Linked DNA regions of Mus musculus: region 1 is linked to region 2. A link is a contact called in ENCODE POLR2A ChIA-PET data. All regions are on one chromosome and are shown on one strand. The core of a region is the stretch at or near the end of the contact, and the rest is flanking DNA. Distances in the headings are between cores, read along the strand shown.

What was found. ChIA-PET counts read pairs that join two places held with the same protein, here RNA polymerase II (POLR2A).
Region 1: POLR2A ChIA-PET joins it to region 2 with 13 read pairs in Patski. The contact joins the promoter of Cep131 here to the promoter of 2810410L24Rik in region 2. POLR2A ChIA-PET finds 5 or more read pairs at or near these places in 2 of 5 experiments (Patski and embryonic stem cell).

What each region holds. Positions count from the first base shown.
Region 1 is chr11:120,084,833-120,088,177 of GRCm38, forward strand. Cep131 (centrosomal protein 131) reads right to left here and starts at 1,995. Exons shown (of 26, transcript NM_009734.3): 1 at 1,820-1,995.
Region 2 is chr11:120,188,331-120,191,193 of GRCm38, forward strand. 2810410L24Rik (RIKEN cDNA 2810410L24 gene) reads right to left here and starts at 1,526. Exons shown (of 3, transcript NR_030682.1): 1 at 1,110-1,526; 2 at 159-346. It also overlaps Gm9734.

The DNA of each region.
Region 1 (3,345 bases), core at 745-3,244, 100 kb before region 2:
CAGCACTTGGGAGGCAGAGGCAGGCAGATTTCTGAGTTCAAGGCCAGCCTGGTCTACCAAGTGAGTTCCAGGACAGCCAGGGCCATACAGAGAAACCCTGTCTCAAGAAAAAAACCAAAAAAAAAAAAAAAAAAAGGAAGAGGAGTTGGTAGAGGAAGGGAAGTGGGAGAACGAGGTGGGGGAGACAAGATACCATGGAGGAATCTCACCCCTTGCACTCACAATCTCCACTCACTCTGGACGTGTGGGTCTACCTGCCACCAAAACTCTCAGAAGCCACCACTGGGGATGGAGGAGCTCTGCCAGGAGCACGAGAAGACAAGATTGTTCTAAACCCTACGCTGGGCTCTAAATGGTGAGCTGTGAGTAGCTGGGGGTCAGCGATCCCAGAGGGTGCTAGCAGCAGGCAGTGGTGGCTGTGAGCCTGGCTCTGCCATTCACCCCAGCCCTAGGACATTCTCTACATTAAAAAAAAAGTGCATCTTCCTGGGCTATCCTGAGGTACATGTGGCTTTGAGGTTGGATCCTGGAGATCCTGCAACAGCTTCAAGCTACCCTAGTAGGATGTGGACTCCCAAGTCCCTGCGTCACCACAGAGCATCCATGAACTCCGGGGACCTGGCAGCTGTTCTCTTGTTTCAGAGGCACCCTGATACCTCCCTTGCAGGGTGCTCTCTCTTGCAGTCTCCCACTGGCTCTTCTCATCCCTGAAAGCCCAAGACGCCCTGAACTCTGCCCCAGACTCTCTCCTTTATACACCCTCTCCATCCCTGAGCTTTGCACAAGTACAGCAGGCTATCCGGCCAGGGCCCGTGCTCACATCACCCAATACTTCCACACTGCTCTCAGCTCAGGTTATACCCACAGGGGAAATGGCTTCTCAGGATGGCAGAGTAAATCTGAGTACCTGAGAAGTCCAGCTCTGACCCTGTTTTCTATAAGCACTTCATTGTGCATTAACTAAGCCTGCCTCCCTCCCTGCTGTTCCTCAAATCTTGGCAGTGCATCCTAGCACACCACTGCATCTGCAATCCCCCTGCCTCCACAGCACCATCAGCTTTTCTTCTACCAACTGTTTTGCTTTCTCTAGGACTCCCTTGAGAGGACAGGGACCACACAGTCTTAGGTCCTGATGTGTGGAGGGCACTGAGGTCCTGAGACCTGGGAGATGGGACATGGGACAACTGCTAAGTGATTACAATCCCCTTTCAGAGTCAGGGAGCCAGGAGCATACACTCACCATGGTCCAAAGTCAAGCTGCCTTGGTACTGACATCCAGATGTGTGTAGTAGGGGGCAGTGTCCCTACTCTGAGGCTGCTTTGCCATCAGTCCGGCCAGTGTCCCCGTTACACATTTCTGGTTGTGTAGGTGAAACCTAATACCTTGCCCTTCTTGGCACTGGCTACACCTTGGTGGATCCTAAGCTCCTAAGTCTGGTGGACATAGCTTTCCCAGCACCACGTGCAGCCAGTGAGGTTCTGGGCGGTAAACATAGCCTCTCCATGGAAATCTATAAGCCAGATGGCCGGAGGCTGGGGAGGCCAGCCTCACCCTGGACAAAACCGCGCCTCCCGCAGGAGCCGGAGGGGCAGGAGCCTGCTCCCTCGGGGGCCAGCTGACTCGCAGAGGCAGAGCCCTTGAGCAGCGCACTGCTGTGCTCCTCCGCGGGCGACCCGCATCCCCTAGGTCTCTTGAGGTTTAAGGCAGGGGTTCCGGGCCGCCCGAATGGAGCCCACGGCGACCTTCCGGGGCTGGGGGTACTGGGCACAGGCCGACCTCGCTGCAGGGCCCGACCCTTCACCGCGAGACGCCCCTCACCTGCGCGGACCTAGCCTGGGGCGCAGGGCCCGTGGGCTCGGCCTGGCGGGCGCGGCTGCAGAGCCACCCGGGGCCCCACGGGGCTGGCGCGGCCTCCGCCGTGGGTGACAATAAAACGCTGTCCGCAGGGGCGAGCGGCGGCGGCGGCGGCTAGCAACCAGCCTGGTGCCTCCTCCGCTGTCCGTCACGCCGGCCCGCCTTTGCAGCGCGCGCCGCTCAGGGATTGGCTCTCCGGACGCCCGCCCTGATCTTCGGGTAGTTCATTGGGCCGTTAGGCTGTCCTGTAAGTCCCGGAGTGGGAGGAGCTGCCGAAAGCCAAAGTGGAGTGGGGCAGGCAGAGGGGCGGGGCTTTAAGGAGGCGGAGCCTGCGGGTCCCGGCACCCTCTGAGGCCCCCGCGCAGCCCTGGGCCTCTCCGGTGCCTTGGCAGGACCGCGCAATGATGCCTCCTATCCCCAATCTTTCCTAACTGCTTTCAAAGACACTGTCGGAGTCTCCAAGTGTATAGATGTGGTCTTTCCTGTCTGCCAAAGGGCTCGGGACCCACAAGCTCAGATGGCCTCTCCAACAGAAGTTACATTAAATAACAATGTTATAAACTCAAATGCTTTAAAAATTATCCGCATATTAATCTTATGAACAAGCGCGTGTGCGTGCGTGTGAGTGCGTGTGTGCGTGCGTGCGTGTGTGTGTGTGTGTGTGTGTGTGTGTGTGTGTGTGTGTGTGTGGTAAGTTAGGATGGTGGTCCAGGGCCTTGCATGTGCTAAATAAGGACTCTGCCATTGAACCTCAGCCACTTTTGCACTAAGAAAGCATCTCATATACCACGTAGCCCAGGCTGTCCTCGAACACACTATATAGCTGAGAATGACGTGGAATTCCTGATCCTTTGCTTTTTTCCCCTCCTAAATCTGGAATTACGGGCAAAGTGCCGCCACACCTGGCTTTCATCTTTTCTTTCTAAGATTTATTATGTGTAAGTTTCTGCATCATGTTGAGGGTGCTGGATCTCCTGAAACTGGAGTTATGGATGGTTGTAGGATGCCATGTGGGTGCTGGGAACTAAAACCCGGTCCTATACAAGTGCTTTTTTTTGTTTGTTTGTTTTTTTGGTTTTTTTTTTTTTTTTGAGACAGGGTTTTCTATGTAGCCTTGGTTGTCCTGGAACTCCCTCTGTAGACCAGGTTGGTCTTGAACTCACAGATCCACCTGCCTCTGCCTCCCAAGTGCTGGGATTAAAGGTGTGTACCACCACCACTCAGCATAGTAGGTGCTTTTAAACACTGATGGTGGCTTCCTTTTTTGTTTGTTTGTTTTGTGTTTTGTTTTGTTTTGTTTTTTCGAGACAGGGTTTCTCTGTGCAGCTTTGGCTGTCCTGGAACTCACTCTGTATACCAGGCTGGCCTTGAACTCAAGAGATCCACCTGCCTCTGCCTCCCAAGTGCTGGGATTAAAGGCATGCGCTCACGGTGGCTTCTTTTTTAAAATTAAGAGAAAGATTTGGTTTATACATATCAAAATTCACATC
Region 2 (2,863 bases), core at 276-2,775:
ACTACGACGAAGATGGATACTTGGTGTGCGTGGGGCCGGAAGTTTTTAAACGAGATTCCACTCGCAGCTTCCAAACGTCCACCTGGTGCTGCACGCTTGGGGGCCTTTTCTTCTAATTTAAGGGGTGGGAAGGATGGGACAAAAGAAAAACAACCCACCTTACTTTGCAATCTTCCTCAAAGAGACTGGGAGTACTTTTCATTCCATAGGGGTTTCTACCCCACCAGCCAGAGCCCCGTTTCTTCTTCTGAAATGGTCTTCTCACAAAGCCACCCTTAGCCGACACCGTGTAAAATCCCACTATCGGGTAAGCCAGTGGGGACGCTTCTGGCTCAGCTGCAGCTAACTTGGGAGAAAAGAAAGTGAATTCTTCAAGAACTTTAAAATAAAAGCGGCCCTTTCCCGGCAACTCGCGTCTAGCTTCGCCTTTGTTTTAAACACACATATAAAACCCTTGTCCTTCCTCGGAACGGGGGGCGGGGAGAACTGAGGGTCCACATTCAGAAGCGCTTTCCCCTTAAAAAATATTCTCGGAGGAGCTCTTTTGTTTGAAGTGGGTATGGGGGAGGGGACGGGGCCCGCTCCAGTTCAGCTACCAGGCTCTTAACAAACCACCACCAACAAAAAACCACAACTCTGAGGGTATCTCCTAACCCCGCAAATCTGGGGTTCCCGGATCCAGGAGGGATTCGTTCCTAGACACCCGGCGCGCAGCAGAAGCCAAGACCAGGTTTCCCTAAAGTAAACATCCCGGTTCAGAAAACGAGAATTCTAGGTTTCCGGGTTGGGGGATAACTGTATGAACCACTTCGAAACAGAGCCATCTTGCTGTAGTACCCATGGAGTCCTGGATGAATTTCGTGGGCCTCTGAAGAAAGTGACGCGCATTTCCACAGGAACTGGCTCCAAGCCCGTCTTACGGGTGGTGGAGAGCCCAGTAGGGATTCCAGAATACAGCTCAGGAGGCTACCCCGAGTTCGGCTACCGTCCCAGGACCCCTCAGAAAGACACGTTTGGTGCGAAAATCTCCTACACACCAGCTGGGTTTTTATTCCTTCCCTCCCCAGAGTGTGCTCTGGGCGCGCGGGAAACAAGGAAAAAGCACGTACCTGGCGGCGCTCTGAGGGCAGCCTCACCGGCCCTCCGTAGGCAAGGGAGCTCCCAGAAGCTACTCCCTATCCGGCTGGTCGACCCTAGGCCTGTCCCTCCATCCCTCCCTCCCTACCCGGCTGGTCGACCTCCGCCGAGCTAATTCTCCAGGAGGCAGGAGCGGGATACCCGGCCCGCCTTTCTGGAAATGGGATCCGTTTTTTAGCGCCAGGGCCCGCGCCAACGTCCAGGCCACCGTCGGCGCGCAGGGTTTCCCTAGTCCTTTGGATCAGCAGAGAGTGGGGCGGCCTGGACGCTGGGCTGCGGCTCGCGCACCAGCTCCCTGTTCCCGCGCGCCCTTCTGCATCCAGGCTCCGGCGTGTCCACGTTCCCAATCGCGAAAAGGGGACGAACTCTGAGCCCTCCGGGAAGAGAAGGCTGCAGCCGCAGTCCAGGAAAGAGCCCTAGGGCGGGAGGGGTGCAGGGCGGAGGGGCGGGAGAGCTACCAGCGCCCCACGGCCGCGGCCCTCGTGGGGGTGGGGAGGGCGCCCAGCCCCACCCACGTGGAGGCCCCCGCCCCGCCTCCATGAGGGCAGCGTCCCCGCCTGCCCCAGCGCCTCCGCCTAGCCCCGCCCCATCGCCTCCCGCAGCGGCCGCTCCCTTTGTCTGGGCAGCCGGTGCAAACCAATGGCATCGCGTGGGCGGTGCTCAGGTTGGCCAATAGATGATCCAGGAGGTGTGGCCGAAGAGGAGGGTCTATTTCCCCGAGAAGATACGGTAAACTGGTAAGCTTTTCAGGATCTGGGCTCTGAGGCCGAGAGTGTCTGCAGCTTCGAGCTGGCTCCGCCGTGGAATTACAAATTTTGGATTCCTTTCCACTATCTGGAAAGATGCCCCCAAATCCGGAAGGAAGTGTAAGGGAATCATATCTGGACTCTAGGGAGAGGAAGCCCCAGGGGATTTGATTTTAGAATGGCCCCTTGCACCCGGGACACGCAGTGCCTTGAACTTTGAAATTCAGGGTGTGCAACATCCCCAGAAGTCAGGAAGGTTCTCTGAGATCGAGTGGTAATAATGTGATGTTCAGCTTTCAAGGCGTCTCTGAGTTCAGGGGCAGAGGTGCATAGGCCCTCTCAGGAAGGACTACAGGATTGGGGGCCACTGCCCCAGGACCACCTTAGTGGGCAGCGACTCATTTGCTTTCTGAGCGGAGAAATATCGAGTGCTGAAAAATATTCAGGCTAAAGTGGACCACGGCCAGAGAGCTGTTGCTGGCTTGCCCCAGACAGACAGGGAAAGATACATCTCAAGTGTGCCCCAAGCCACGCCAGGGCAGCAAGTGCAGGAGACAAACAAGAGCCAAGCCATACCTACAGGAGCAGGCAGGTGTCTCCTCTTGAGTTCACCGCCTTGTCCTGGTCTCAGACCTGGAGGTGTTTCCCAACCTTTTCTCCCTTTCTGCATCTTGGCTCCAAGTGAAATCCGCAAACCAAGAAGAAAAGGAAAACAACCACCTGATGTAGGGGCTGTAATCTGGTGCCGCCGATGGTAAAATGAGCCCCGGAGGTAAATGAGGTACATTACAACCCTGGATTTGCAGGGCTCCACCTGAGCGCTATCAATCCCAGCATCTCCCAGGAGGTTGTCACAGAAGCTAACATCTAATTCCCTGTTGCTGAAGGCAGTACTCAGCCACCTTTATGGCTCTGTTTTGAAATTCCTCTTTTCAGAAGTCCAGGGATCCTGAGAGGGCCTGTAGCTAACTGAAGGGCAA